Regions from separate parts of the Homo sapiens genome. Here region 1 is linked to region 2. A link is a loop called in an ENCODE intact Hi-C map of the cell type or tissue named here. Cell type or tissue: heart right ventricle. All regions are shown on one strand.

The links. Peaks named below come from ENCODE experiments on the same cell type or tissue, not always from the same donor. Only the 100,000 strongest peaks of a DNase experiment are listed, where the experiment ranks them.
Region 1: a loop joins it to region 2, with 3 times the contacts of the local background. A loop is called at or near these places in 30 of 110 quality-filtered maps.

Annotation. Positions count from the first base shown.
Region 1 is chr13:78,313,859-78,321,858 of GRCh38, forward strand. The region is part of intron 3 of OBI1-AS1 (OBI1 antisense RNA 1); the gene reads left to right. Among named protein-coding and RNA genes, the nearest start is that of OBI1-AS1, 260 kb to the left of the region's middle. In heart right ventricle, a CTCF peak has its summit at 3,372; no DNase peak of the experiment used is centred here.
Region 2 is chr13:78,981,175-78,989,174 of GRCh38, forward strand. It overlaps LOC105370273 (a long non-coding RNA gene), which reads right to left and starts at 2,357. Exons shown (of 5, transcript XR_942108.4): 1 at 2,173-2,357. In heart right ventricle, no CTCF peak of the experiment used is centred here; no DNase peak of the experiment used is centred here; H3K27me3 peaks cover 520 bases.

The DNA.
Region 1 (8,000 bases), 670 kb before region 2:
TAGTGAAGTAACTAATTTTGTAGATAAGAAAAGGGAGCCCAGAGAGAGCCAGGAACTTGCTTAGCGCCATGTAAGTAGTGAAAGAAAAACCAGAACTGGACTTTTATATTCTGATTTCCCACCTAATGACCTAATTACTAAGGCACATCGTCTACTTTTAATCATAGATCAAATACCACATTTAATCACACTAACGGTAATACATTTGATCCATGAGTCAACTATCACTTACAATCCCAAGATTTTTTTCTCTAGACATTTTAGTAAAAAGCATAGGCTCTAGAGAAAAAAAAATTACTCAAATCCCACTTGTGCCATTTCCAAGCTGATACTGGAAAAAATATTAATTTCTCTTAGCATCGGTTTTCTCTTATGTAAATTGTGGATAATATATTTTACTTACATAATTATTCTAATAGCTATATAAGATAGTGTCTGTGAAACACACAACAGTTCCTAGTACGTGGTAGTATTCACTAGTATAGATGACTGGGGATTGGGGTAGTGATAGTAGCAATCATGGTAGTATTTATTTTTATTTGGCTTGTATTTAGAGCTTTCTTCCTTCACCAACCAACAATAATACTTTAAAACAAATTTATCATTTTCATTTTGCATTTCTTTCTTATCTTACAAGATTAGGAGTATCTTGGATTTTTCATTATCCGCTTGACCATTTGGTTTTGCTTACAAAATTAGTCTCCCATATTTGTGGGTTCTGTATCATATTCAACCAGCCATGAATCAAAATATTAAAGAATAATAATAAAACAAAAAGATCCATATAAAAATACAGTATAATAACTACTTCCATCACGTTTACATTGTGTTTGGTATTACAAGTAATCTAGAGATGATTTAAAGTATGTGGGAGGCTATGCATAGGTTATATGCAAATACTGTGCCATTTTATATAAGGGACTTGAGCATCCTCAGATTTTGGTATCCACCAGGGATTCTGGAACCTATTCCCTATGCATACTGAGGAACAACTCTATAGCAATTTTGATACTTCTACAATTCTGAATTTTTAAAACATATATGTAAATATAAATGGATAGTACCAATAATGTGCAGAATGAAAATTATCACTCAAGTTGCCCTCACTAATAGAGTGATCAGTTTTTCTTAGACTGTCCCTATTTACTCCAGTTGCCCTGATGTAATTGCTGATCAAACTCCTTTCACCCTCAAAATGACACAGTTTCTAACAATGACAGATCCTCCTAAATATTTCATTTCTTGCTAGGGGGTCCAGAGTTGCTGACTTGATGAAGCTATAACTATAGTTTTAGTGACAATGTTTTTTAACTGCAGTTTGTTTTATAATTTTACATTTATTGATTACTTGATATGAAGGAAAGCATTCGAATAATAACAAACATCCCTTTCCTAGCAAATCACAGTGAATCCATGAATATTTAAAGTTAGAAACCATGTAAATTAAGGGACTACACAAGGATTCTTCCAAATTCAAGGGAATTCACTGGCAAGGACAGAGTTTATAAAACATGAATTGTACACAGCTTCTTAGATTCAAACCTATTAAGTAAATTAAGATGCACTTCAGTAGGGTTCTGGAACATTCAGCTCCCTGGCTTTGGGTGTGAATGTTTGCTCTGCCCCTTATTAGTTACTGTGTTTGGGGCAAGTTGGGCTTTACTTACTTTTTTTTTTCTTTTTCTTTTTTTTTTTTTTTTTTGTTTGAGATGAAGTCTCACTCTGTCACCCAGGCTGGAGTGCTGTGTCGCGATCTCAGCTCACTGCAACCTCCGCCTTCCAGATTCAAGCGATTCCGTTTCCTCAGCCTCCCTAGTAGCTGGGATTACAGGCGTGCACCACTACGCCTAGCTAATTTTTGTATTTTCAGTAGAGATGGGGTTTCACCATGTTGGCGAGGCTGGTCTCGAAGGCCTTAGCCTCCCAAAGTGCTGGGATTACAGGTGTGGGATTACAGCCACTATGCCCGGCTAGTATTTTTTTAAAAAGTTTATCTACGAATGTAAACAAAAGGAGAAAGTAGGCAATAAATCATCTGAATGAATACAAAATTGCTGATTTACGTATTTTCAACTTTCCAAAGTTCTGTTCTTTTACTTTTAATATGCCATTCCTGCTTAGGTCTGCAACTGACTTAATCTATGTAGATACAAATTAATCTAAAATTTCATATACATAAATTGTATTTAAACATATATGTGTGTTTGTGTGTATGTGTCTACACATATTTGTATGTATAAGTGTATAGACATATATCATCAGACATATTCAAAGTTTCTATCAAGAGTTCTCAAATATCCCTACTTAGCTATCTAGATAGCTGTTATGTTTCAAGTATTCCTAAATTGTATTTAGACAACTGATAATACCATATCTATAATATAAATAAATATATTTATTTATATTCCTCATATATATGTATATATATGAGGAATTATATATAGAAATAAGGTTGGAACAAGATGGATCAGGCACCATCTGTGGGTGATGCTTCTGATACCCCAGTTGTCCTTTGGCCTTTGGCCTTCCAACTTAGGACACTTATGTGTTCCTTTCTCAACAGACTAGTTAAGGATTTAATGTTTAATGTTTAATATACTAATTAATGTTTTGCATTACAATCCAATTCCATAATTTAATTGTCAGGATATTTTAAAATTTATTTTTAAGCTACTTTATTAGAATATAAATATTCTAATAAATCCAACTATTATGTTTTTATTTAAATTTTTTTCTCTAAATCTGTATTATACAACCCTTACAAAGACAGCTGCAGTATTAGAATAAAATATACTTTTTACATAAAAGAATATAAATATCCTTCTTTAACATGATGATGTAAAATTATATATTTGGATACTTGGATTCACGCTGTTCTCTCTTTCTCTAGTAGTCATTGAAATGTATTGCCATTTATTTCATCAGATAAAAGCAGAAAAAATTCAACTTTTAAATCTAAATAAGTTTCTGTCTGATTTTATTTCAGAGAATTATAAGCCGAATTATCCACTGAGATGTTAAGTAACAATTAAAATAACATCTCTAAATAAATGATGTAGAACAAATATTTTAGATCTAGAGGTTAGGTCAGTTACTTAAAAAGCAGAGAGCGTATGCTATGTTGAACAGTGCAATACAAAGAATATTAGTGAATTCAGAAGGACATTATCTATGTGTTAATAACACTCTATATTTATATGTCCACTCCTCTGGGTTTACATGTTTCAGTTTGATTCACTCTGTTTCTCATTTTCTTTCTTGGATCTCCCAAGGATGAATTCTGTAGCAATGCTCCCAGCACAATGCATCATGGTATCCATTCATCTAGCACTTTCCTAGAGTGCATTCCCTAACAATGAACACAAAGTGTCACTGTGACTACATGCTAATAGTCTAAAACTCCAAAAAACTTTGCCCAAATTTGGAATTCATTTACTTGCAAATGGGTGTTCTATTTGAAACTTCTGTGATTCATTTTCTTTAATTTAATTTGGACATGATTTGACTTTTTATTATTCTTATGTTTATTTCCTGGTCATTCATATACTCTAAGGTGGTGCTTATTTATTTTTTTTTTTTTTTTACTTTTGATGACACCAGAAAGACAAAAAGCAAAAGAACATAGGTTCTAAACACTTTAGTTTTCATGTCTGATGACATGTGAATTAATGTGCATTAAAGACAGAAACTAGTCTGGGGTTGATAATGACCTCACTGCACACATTTCGGGACCACAACACACCACATGCTATCATTGCGCTAGAAAAAGATCTTCTGCTCAGAACAGAATAAGAATGCAAATTCTTAAATACATACAAAAGGCAAATGCCTATATCCAGTGACAACGGAATCCTTGAAAACCTATCATCTTTCTCTGTCCTTAAAACACTGTTCTATATAAAATATCTGCTTGCAAGCAGCATCTGCTTCTGAATGTATTTTCCAGTAGTGTTTAAAACATTTGTTTTTGCTTTATTTTTTCTCTATTTTAATATTAATTTTCTCCATGATTTGGATATGTAAATTTCTAAAGTAAATTATCTCCAAATAGTTGGTATCATTTCAGACCCACAAGCAAGTATTCTCTTCCGAAACTTACTACAGGTGTCCAGCTCATTGAACCAATTATTTTGACCATGGATTAGTGTTTTCTGAAAAACATAAAGGCTAATTATAATATCTGTATTTATGTAGAAAAACTACAAAGAAAACACTGGGGCTTATATTTTAAGCTACTTTATGTGCTGTAACACAAGCCATGCTTGAAGCAATATTTAAACCTGTTCTTGCCTTATTTCTTCATTTATTTATCTGTGACAGTTTTCTTTATACCAATCCCTTTAGACAGTTTTCTCCAGCCTATCACTATCATTTTCTAAATTTATTATTTCCTATGATTGTTTTAATACAGTGTTTTATGGATTCCTATTGAGGTATTAGGTAACAGAAGATATGATCATGTGTTTAATTCATCTTCATCTGCTAGTCAGCATGTGATTTTGTAGAAAAGATACTAATTAATAAACATCTGATGAGACCTCCCCCATCTCTACCTTTGTACCTGTGGGTAAACTATTTAACCTTGACTTATTTATTTTTTGAAAAAATGTTCATCTGCAAGGAACAGTGTAAAAATTAGTGACAACAATAAACCTGTTTTAAAAAGTAACAGTTATTACCACCAAATGTTAAATGCTAAAATATCATTTGTAATGAAATAAGCAGGTAATTTTCAGCATAGCATGTCAGAGAAGCTCTTTTTCTTTCCTATGAATAGTTTAAAATATATACCTGGAGCTTAGTTTGACTTTTCAGGAACCATGTGTGATTTTTTTAGAATGTACTTAAATTTTCAGAGGATTTATAGAAACTCAGTGGCTACTGTTTTAGGTGTGAATTTCTGATGTCTGGGTATATGGTAAATAGAATGTCATAAGAATTTAGATACCTTATTTGGAAGACTGGAATTTTGATTTTTGAGAAGGATGATATATAACTTCATTCCTTTATTCTATAAATATTCATTAACTATTTTTATGTACAAATGTTGTGCTAAGGCCTACAAGCACAAAAACTCAACTTAAGTGCTCTCATAAGCTTATAGATCTGCAAGAAGAAACAAATACATAAGAAAACGCTATAGGTACTGTTGCAGAATCTACAGTAGGACGGTGGGGATATGAGTGTGTGGTTGCCTCCAACATAGCGTAAATGCTTCCTCAGATTCTCTCAACCTCATTTATCTCCTAGACCTTGGACAGTTGCCCAACATAGCTGACATCAAGGTCACAGACTATCTGTGGGTTTATAGATCCTGGTGACAGATAGTTTACTGCAAGCCTGGTCCACAGGCTTTGGCTCTTCCAAACAATTTTGGACTAGACAAAGCCCCACACCACTTCCAAAGGGGGCCAAGTGATACAACAATAAAACTCAGGGAAGTAGACAGCTCATGAGGCAAACAGACCAATGGGAGACAGGCCTAGAATAATACACTAGATAAATTCCTTGTAGAGGACTGTTCTGAGTGGTGGCTTTTCCACGCATCCTGTCTGGAAACCTCCTGAAGCATTGTCTGGCCAGCACCATAACACATCACCTTGCATTTGCTTCCATCCCTCTCTGATTCATTTCCTTTTCCCTCACCTTTGCCTAGAAATGTCATTTCCCTATAAAGGATTGGCAATGTAGTCTTGCCTCACTCTCTGCTATTTAGGATAGGCTAAAACAGTGGTTAATTTGATTTGCATGGGTAAGGACAGGGGTAGATTAGGAGGTGGAAGGTATTGATCAACAAAGATTGCAAAAGGATGTGAAGGCTACTTAAAATATGCAAAGAACTTTTTTAAATACTTATCTAAGCTCTCAGAAGTCTTTTACCCATTATAAGTTACAACTTTGATCAGGAGAGACAGAAAAATCTAAAAGTGAGAAAATAGTTTAAGTCCATTAGTTTATCACCCCAGAGATACTACTACTCCACCCTGAGCTTAATTACATGTAACATTTTCCCCTGGAAGCATATTCAGTGATCTCCAATCCTTTCACCATATGACTTATTACATTTTGAGAGTATTATCAATGTCTATCTTTCATCAAATTCTGCAACTTAATTTTTAATCTGGGTTTTGCGCTAGCCCAGCATTCAGAGACTACTAACACAGTTTAATAATTGTGGAAATACAACACATAAATTTACAAAAATGTCTATATTTCTGACCCTTCTGGCCCTTCAACTTCAAGCTTTACCTCTTCTAATATATTCTAAATACTGCTGACCAATGAGTTTTCCAATCTCCTCATCTGACTTCTCTCATTTTCTTCAAAATTTTCCCTAAACTTCTTGCTCTTTATAGTAAATACAAATCATTCACATGAAGTTTGAAGTTTCTTTCCCGCACCCTTCCTTGTATGTTTCAAGTATTATGTCTGTTTGCATTGCTTCAGTGCCCTATTGATTCTGGAGCCAGCTCGCTGTTTTATGCTATTAAGGCATTTCCTTCACTTCAGTCAACAACCCATCCTTCCTTAAGCAGTAAGACACAACAAGAACGAAAGTACTTTCACCCCTTTATAAGCTTCCCTACATCAAAACCAGCACAAATAAAATGTCTAGTTCCCCAAAGGGAACATGGCAATTGCCTCACCTCCAACATTCTTTTAAGAATACACCCATTCCACATGAGAGAAATGTGTTTGGCTCCAAACCGGAATTCAGAGTCTGTACTGGTGAAGTACAAAGTTGTCCTATTTCTGGACAAAATAAATTCATTGATCAAAGCAGCAATTCACTCTGTTCTTCCAAATATGGTTCTCGTTTCCATTTAGAGTAGCCATAACATTTATTATTTTATTGTAAAATGTTATTACTTTTCATTCTTAAACATGTAAGCCAGTATACTTTTGAGAATAAAACAAGCTACAGGTAGTAGGTATAAACCAGAACTGTTTCAGACAACTAGGGATGAGCAATGTTATGAGTCTTCATTTTAAATGATGGAGATCAAGGAATTACTCCTTGAAATCTTTGTAGTTTTCAGACGCTTGGTCAAGGTTACTAGTTTTAAGGATTTCAGATGAAAAAATAAATGAAGACATGCAAATGAAACCTGAACATAGTGCTAAAGAGTGAAGACACTGTTTTTATTGCATCCTGGCTCTGCTTGCTATGTGAGCTTGGGCAAGTCGTTTAATCTCTCTGTATCTCAGTTTTCTGTAAAGTGGGACTAAATATGGTGTCTGTCTCATAGTGCTGTGGGGGTTAAATGAGTTAAGCACTTAAAACAATTTCTTGCATATAGCACTATGTAAGAGCTAGCTACTACCATTACTAATAGAGCTAGTTCTTATACAGTGCTATATATAACAGTTCCTTGCATATTCCACTATATAAGAGCTAGCTCTACTAGTAATGGTAGTGAATATGCAAGGAATTGTTATATATAGCACTATATAAGAGCTAGCTTATATACTAACTCTATATTGCTGGCTACTACTATCATTTACATGCAAGGAATAGGCAAGGAATTGTTATATATAGCACTATGTAAGAGCTAGCTGCTACAATTATCTATGCAATATAATTCCTTGAATATCCCTAGCTGCTAGTAATAGTACTGGTAGAGGTAGCAGCAGTATTACCTGGCTTGAGGAGAGCACAGAAAAGGGGCCCTGCCAATGGTTCTGGATACTCAGATTTCCATGACAGTGGCTGATAAACTAAATGGCAAACCTCACATGACTTTCTACTTTTGCATATGACATAAGGAATATCAAAGATTAACATATGAGCTCCTTCTGATATTTACATAAAAAAATGAAGAATGCAAAGGAGTTTGTGGGCTGGACAGAGGCTTGCTTTATTCCACTCTTAACTTTTGTCAGAGTAGGAAATGGAAATTATCCAGGTGTTTTCTTGCATTGCATTTATGGGGTGTTTCAGAAAATAGTGTGAACAAAGAAAGAGAAACTGTGGACTTGAGAGAAGAAAAACAGAAGCC
Region 2 (8,000 bases):
AAGAATTGCAAACTGAAGTATTTAAAGGGAAGGAGTTTTCATCCCTACAATTCTTACATTATTTATAAAAATACATGATAAATGTTAATATTAGGATATGAGAATTATTTGTATTATTCTTGCAACTTTTCTACAAGTCTAACATTTTCAAAAAGTAAAAGAAAATAATCAGTAAAAACAGGATGACACTGCCACATCTTTTGGCTCATAATGAGTACCTGTTCCTTTGCCAAATAACAGGTAACTAATTTTTTATTTAAAAAGCAAGTTGTTTTAGTCTTATGCAGACTCAACTTGAAACACTGAAGACAGAATTGGGAAATCATGTCTTTTCAGAGTACCCTCTTTGCATATCCAGCTGTACATCAGTTCCTTTCCTGTTTGAGTCTCACATTTTCTCTTTTCTTTCCAGCACTTTATTCTTTTATTCAAAAATCTTTTATTGTGCCCCATTTGCAACCAGACCCTGTGAATTTCTGGGCATTCAAAGATAAGTCAGACTCAGCTCCCAGGCGAAAACATACATAGCTAATTCTAGGAGAGTATGTATGTTTCATAAGTGTAACAAAGGTAGAAAAACGGAGGGGGAAAAATAGGAGGAGTCTTGGCAAAGGAACAGAAGTATATTATGCAGGCAGAAGTTGGTGGGGAGATTGAAAACACTGGGGGGTAGCAGGTGGGCAGTTTATGGAGGGATCTCCCAGTGACCCACTATTGCTGGAGCACTGGGGCAGTGGTCAGGGATGCAACGGCAGAGGAGGTAGGCGCTATGTCAGAAACTGTTTGCCCAACTATAGAATTTGAATTCTGTTACTTGGTGATGGGAAACCGTGAAGGTTTTAAGCAAGACTGTGATGTGCTTAGGTTTATTAGAAGGTTCTATGCTGCTCAGCCTCCCTGTCTAGTTCTTTGATTTATTGACTGTTTCCTCACTAAATGACTGCTTTAGGTCAGATGCTGCACAAGTTTGAGGCACATATGACCAAAAGATGTGGTTTCTGTCTTTATACAACATTCTCATTCTGGGGTCTCTGTGGCTTTTTTGTTTGTTTCCTATTGTTTCTAACACTCAAAATTGGGCCACATTTAAAGACCACTGCAAGTTGTAGTTGGTCTGCCCTTTTATTTATTTGCGCCTCTTAACCTCTCCCTAGGACTCCTAAACTTGCTGTCTTTATTAAGCTACAAGAAGAACATACTTGGAACAAACTACTGTGCAGTATAAGGCAAACTTTGCCTTTCCTAGTCAACCCTAAAGTAGCTAATTTAAACTATACTCAAAGCTTTATGCTCAATTCTAGCAGGTAATATTGAAATTATAGAATTCCCTAAAATTCATCTTTTTAATTCATTTGCTTAACAATATTCCTGTCACCTTAACATTTATCAGATAAAATAATTTTATCATTTGTAGAATTCTAAAATGTGGCTAGCCATTATTTTCAATTATTTTTTCACAATATAGCATAAGCATTTATATTTCCTGCTTAGTATACTAATTAGGTTAGTAGCCTCTGGTTCTAAGTTCTGTAGTATTTTATTTCATAATGTTTGACAGCTATCTTGTATGGAATATAATTTTCACAGTATAAATTCACATATTAGCATTATTTTTTAAGGTATATTTTTATTATAAGGGTCAGCAAGGAGGAAATACTCATAATCAGGTACAGTCATGGACCACATAATGACGTTTTGGTCAATGAAGGACTACCTATCTGATAGTGGTACCATAAGATTACAATAGAGCAGGAAAATTCCTATCACTTAGTGACAGGAATATGAGTTGTCATAATGTTATAGTGCAATGCATTACCTTTTCTGTGTTTAGATATGTTTAGATTCACACATACGGTATTGAGCATAGTAACATGCTGTATAGGTTTGTAGCCCAGGAGCAATAGGCTATACCCTATAGCTTGGGGTGTAGTAGGCTATAACATCTAGGTTTGTTTAAGTCCACTGTATGATATGAGAACAATGAAATCACCTAACAATGCATTTCCCATAACATATCGCTGTCATTAAGCGACACATAACTATGGTTTTGATTTTCTCAAAAAAACATTATTTCACTCAACCAAAGCATGCACTGTGTATAAAACATTTAGTTAGGAGCTCTCAGAGGACACTGAAGAAAGAGAGAGAGAGGTAAGAAAAAAGGTGGCTTACCTAGGAAAATATATCTGGTAGAGAACTAATACAGGCTTCTCTAATAGATATTTCCATAAGTTTTGGACTGGAATTTGAATCTTCATGCTGGTGTAAGTTCAGCCAAGTTACTTAACCACTGTGAAGCTCCGTTCTTTGTGTATGAAATGGAGATCATAATGACACATCACTGCCTCTTGATCTTCTTCTATTCACCCCTAGGCTCAGAAAACAACAGAGATTTTAAAAGTTGAAGAAAAGGGAATACACTGTCCTTGCTGCAGCTCTGGCTTCTTGTGAGTGTGGCAGTCCATGGAATTTTCCTTCCCCTTTAATCCAAAACCCAGAAGCCTCTGGTCTTCTTGAAATGTCATTTAGAATTGTAGATATTCTAGCAATCACTTTAAAATAGGTTCTGCTAACATATCAGATTTCTGCCCCAATTGTCAGTGCATAAAATAATGACATTTATGTTATGACTAGTATTCCATGAAATTTTTAAATAAGCAATTGGTTTTAAAATCCAAGTTTTGGCTACATCACTTTCATCAGAGATGCTTTACTAGCAAACAGAAAAACTTTAAATTGTGCCTATTTGGATTTTTTTCTCCTCTCCTGTTACCTCATCTCGTGTAAATACTATTGAGCAGGGGATTGACTAAAGATTTGTCACCAGGAGGAAAAAGTTGGAGAAGGAACCGCACTGCCTCATGTGCTGGCTCCATGTTGGCAGATGGTAGGAACAGAACATCACCTTTCTTGCCGTGGTTGCAAGTCATTCCCGAAGCAATGAAGAGAGAGGGTCCTGTTGAGCTCTCTTCATGGGAGACACATGTATCCTGGGATCTTGTGCATGTCATGTTGGTGTTTGTGATACCCTGACATAGTGTGCATGGCATGCTACTGTATTATAGGTGAAATGGTGTGAGCCACTTTGGGACTGGTGCTACCCTTCCCATTCCAGTTAACTTGGCCATGGTCATTAACTACTTGTGGATATGGGCCTCTAAATTAGAGAAGAAAAGTCCAATCCCTAATTCAGGGCTTACTTAGTCACAGAGAAGAAATTGGTTTCAGTGGTCCAACCTCGAGTCAGACAACCAGCATGTGGTGTAGCCTCAGGACGCTGGCCCCTCTACTCTCCTTCCTTGCTGCGTGACCTTGGGACAGTTACCTAGCCTCCCTGAGCTTTAGCTTCCACACTTGTCAGTTGGGAATGACAAAACTTACTTTGTAATAGTGTTGAGTTTTAGTAATAATCTTTTATTGAGGACCTGGCAAATGTTGGCTCTTTAATAAATGCCACTTATAATCTTAAATAGTTTTAATGTTATATCAAATAGAACTATTTCTAGTCATGTATTTTAGCAATTTGGTTTTAAGCCATATAATAAATTAATGACTTTTTTCAATTTTAAATACAAACGGCACTATTGAGTCTATTAACATTTTAGAAAAATTTATTTTCAAGATAATTTCTTCACTGGCCTATAACAATAAAATGGAAACTGATGCTTTTTTTTTAGCTGTAAAGAACACCGCCAGAGCGGGTATTATGAAACATCAAAATGGCCAGAAAAAAATGGGCAAGTGAATTTTAAAGTCTGTTTTTTTCTCAAAGGTTTTTCTTTTCTCCAAAAGAAATATATATTTTGCATGTTTAGAGATTTAATTTCTTTCTGTACAGACATTTTAGGGATATACCATGTTAGGGGTATTCTGGTAATAGCAAATGACTGAGCCTCAGCTCCTACACTGGACAAGTTTTTAGATGAAATTATTTCATATTATATCATATCATGTCATATTTATATTATATTTTAATATGATGAGTTCCAGCAGAGTGTAGCCATACCTGAATGCAGAAGGATGAATTTAATGATCCCTTGATTTCTATTCCAATTGAATGGTTCTGTAATGGAGAATAAGGTATCAAGATACCATCATTTTTGGAGGCCATTCCCTGCTATAACAGGACAGAGTATCATGTGCTGATGGGAAAGGATAACTAGAATAAAACAATTGTCAAGCACTTTCATTTTTGCAATTGGTTAGCTGCGCAAATACTTCCATTTTTCAATGGATTGTTACTCCTTAATGATAATGAAAAATTTATCATTCTTTGTAGGCTATTTTTTTCCACTATTCAAATTATAATCATTAATTCCCATTCATTTAAATAAAAGAAACACAGGCACGTAACCTAGAAAAGAGACTCTCTTGAATTTGCTTTTCCTCCCTGGTGGAAATAGGGGTTTGGGCTGTCAGGTAGACTGAATCTTAGGGACTTAAACAAACGAGGATTTGGGAGGCCACCTCCAAAGGCAGGCTCTGAAACAGAGACTCAGGCCTTTTACGTTCTGCCAAAACTAGAGTCGTTCTCAAACTGTTTTAACTTGTGATTATTTTCTCTTGTTGCCTTTTCTTTGAAAATTAATTGTGGATGTGAAATGGCCATGTTTAAATAATTCATAAAAAATAAATCCAGAGGAAAGTGGCAAAGGTATAGAGAAACCTGGTGAAGTACAAAGCAGGGGTCGAGTTAGTTGTAGTTCTCTGAGAGGTTTTCTTACTCTGGAGTGCTTAATTAGGCCTGTCTGCCTGTTTGGCCCTAGGTTGGTTTTGTTCTTTCAAGAGAGCTGTTGACCTACTACTACATTAAAACACACTGAGCAGTAGCTTCTCATGGTTCATGAAAACATTTGTAAATACTGTTATTTTGGCATTGGAAAAAAAATCATCACCTTCTGACTGAGGGAAACTCATACATTTATAATTGTATTTTTTAATGTTATAGAATAGCCATTTAGCTCTATCAATTATGCAAACCAGTTAGACAACATTGTTTAATGTAAGCAACTAAATGCCTGGAAGATCCTTAACTATAAAAACAAGAGCTACTGCAAGTTTTGGAGATTCTTCCAATCAGACAATTAATTTAACTAACTCAGCAGAGCCTTTATAAGGTTTATAGCTCCTGGAACTATTGCTACGCTTCCAGAAGCATTTTAAATGTTACATCCTTAAAACTTCTAGATCAGTTAGTTTGTGATAGAAGGCGATCTTTAGGTCTAAAATTACTTTTTTTGTGCTGATAGAGGATTTCAGTAATAAGCTATTTTTTTTATAAAAAAGAACTAATTAGTAACTCATATCCTAGAGAAAGTGCATGAGATTGGTTAGACTTTCACCATCATGCTGCCTGAGAAGTTTTACTATGTTCTTCATAGCCCCTCCTCAAATGTAAGTGAGCAGCTAGAATAGTAAGAGCAAAGTGTTTCAATGGTGCTTTGAGGAGATGAGTTAGGTTTCCATCTTCTATTAAGTTTGCTGAACACTCCAGGATTTTAAAACCAAAGCTATTCAAATATGCACTGCTTCAATTATTCAATATGCCCACTTTAATTTCCCATAAAGAATACCATGGAGTTTCCTCTTTCACATAGTACTAAATATGTTTTCATCTAATATTCTGTTATTGAAAAGAGGTCTTCAAAATTAGTGTTCAAAAAAATCCATCTGGCTACTTAAATGCAATCATGTCTCTTTTTGTTTCCCCAAGTCTCTGATGAGGAGATGTTTGTCATTTAATTGCTACCAAGGATCACAGATGATGGTTTATAGGTTTAGGCAAATTGTGGGCAGCACTTTGTTAACAAACGGAAGAACACACTGGTACTTCATAATTATCCTATAGAGCTCAATTGGCCCTTAACGGCACCTGCCCGAACAGCATCCGGGAGCCTTGTTTCAACACAAAACCTCCTTCTTGTTAATTAACCTGTGTGCACTTGTTACAAATAAAAGCTATTTGTTTCCCGTTAATATATTTGCTGCTACTTTAAATATTCATTTATTATTATGCTTGTTAAGTGAAGGGTGGAGAAAAATAGTTTGGATTACTTCCATCAGTGTGCACTGAGCTTTAAGAGATCAACAAATAGACTTATATTAGTCAATTATGTTGCTATGTGCTTAGTAGACCCCCAAATTTGCTTAAGAAAAATGAGTATCTCTCAACCATGAAAGCAATACAAGGGGCAATTGAAAAGCAAGGCATCCATGACAGTAATCAGTGAATTTTCATTAAAGGAGAATTTTCTCTGCAATTCATGTGAAGCTTGATTTCATTTCTCAATCTGCCTCATGGCTGTTTTGTATGCAAGGGCATTAAGGACTGGACATATGCAAGTAGATGTGTCTTGACTTTCCCTTTGGTTGGTTTCAGCTGAATGAAAAGAAATCATTTGCTTGCTCTTTGTGACACTTTTAGCAAAAGTAACTTGAACATTATAAGGAAATTAAGGTATAGATACCATAATATGTCAGGATATGCTAAATGAAAAAGCAGTAGAAACAATAAATATGTATTTATTTAGCATATTTTATATAAAAGCTGGAATTAAAGTAGTGATTCTTGTAGAGATTAACAAAATTATCATTCAAAATTCTACATCCTTAAATTTTGCATTCTTACATTCTTCTTTTACATTCTTAAAGTTCTGGCTGTCTAAAATTGGTCTTACATATTTGTTATTCTTATTCAAAACTCACTTTGGAAATTTTTCTAAAATTTTCTCAAGGTGAGAAATAGCCTACTTTACAAATTATTTTCAAAGATAAAAAATTATTTTATACTAATGTCAGCAAGGACTTTTAATTTTTATTTGAATAAAATAGTAAAGAGATGTAGCTTTAAAATTTTTCCTTCAGAATATTTTTTCTATTTTTGTTGCATCAACAATCATGTGTATGTGACTTCAGTTAGGTTTGCTTAACTGCATATAGAGAATTCAAAATACACGTAAATATTGATGGGAGAACAATCCCACCACCACCAATTACTTTGATTCTTCTGTTTTAAAATTGGTCCAATAATGCATTTTAGAATAGGTCAATACTGCCTGCTACATAGAGTAATATGTGTAATTTGTTTCTATTCATCATGATCACATAGTTAAGAACAATATGCTTAAAATCTCAACTTGTCACTGTGAAGAATGATATGTAAAATTAGCGAAAGAATTTCTAGAATTTCTATATGGGCATAATATTTGTAAAAGATACATGTTCTTGCCTCCTGGTTTACCATGGACAATGTAATACCTTGGATGTATTATTCATTTGTATTAATTTGTTGGAACAGCACACCTGTACACTATATTGTGTATTTACCAACACAAAAGAGACTGTCTCTGTGCCTAGGCTGAAAAATTTCTCACTGTCCCCTGCAGCACCATTCAGAAAAGAAGTTATTAGAGAAGAAGAGCATGGTTTTCATTCATGCCTCACCAAATCACTTTTCTTTTGAATATTAATTCTTCATAAGCAGCACCAGAAAATATTTATTGAGTATCTGTATGTGAAAAGTATTGTGGAGTTGTTACAAGAAAAACTAATAACACACAATATCATTATACTATTTTAAATTCAACTATCACCCCTTAGGGACAGTTAGCATCGAGGGGCCCAAGGGGGAAACATGGGGGTACATCCTCCTGCCAATGTCCTCTGTGAACTTTGCCCATTAAAATATTTAAATGCATTATGCAACATCCTCAAAAAAAAAAAAAAAAAAAAAAACACCACTGCCCTGGGAATCAGGAACCCTCTCTCTGTTTCCCTTTTGAAAGTAACACACATCCTTGTGCCTCAGTTTATCCTTTTATTCTTTCTTACCTAGCATAACTGGAGAGCCAAGGGGAAAAAAAACCAAACAAACAAACAGATTATTTCACTTGAGTACTGGTGTATATTGGACTCACATAGAGATCCTTTAATCCTTTTAGAGCCCGAGGGCTATATTTAGCACTATAATTAGTATAAAATTATTAGCTCATATTAATTAT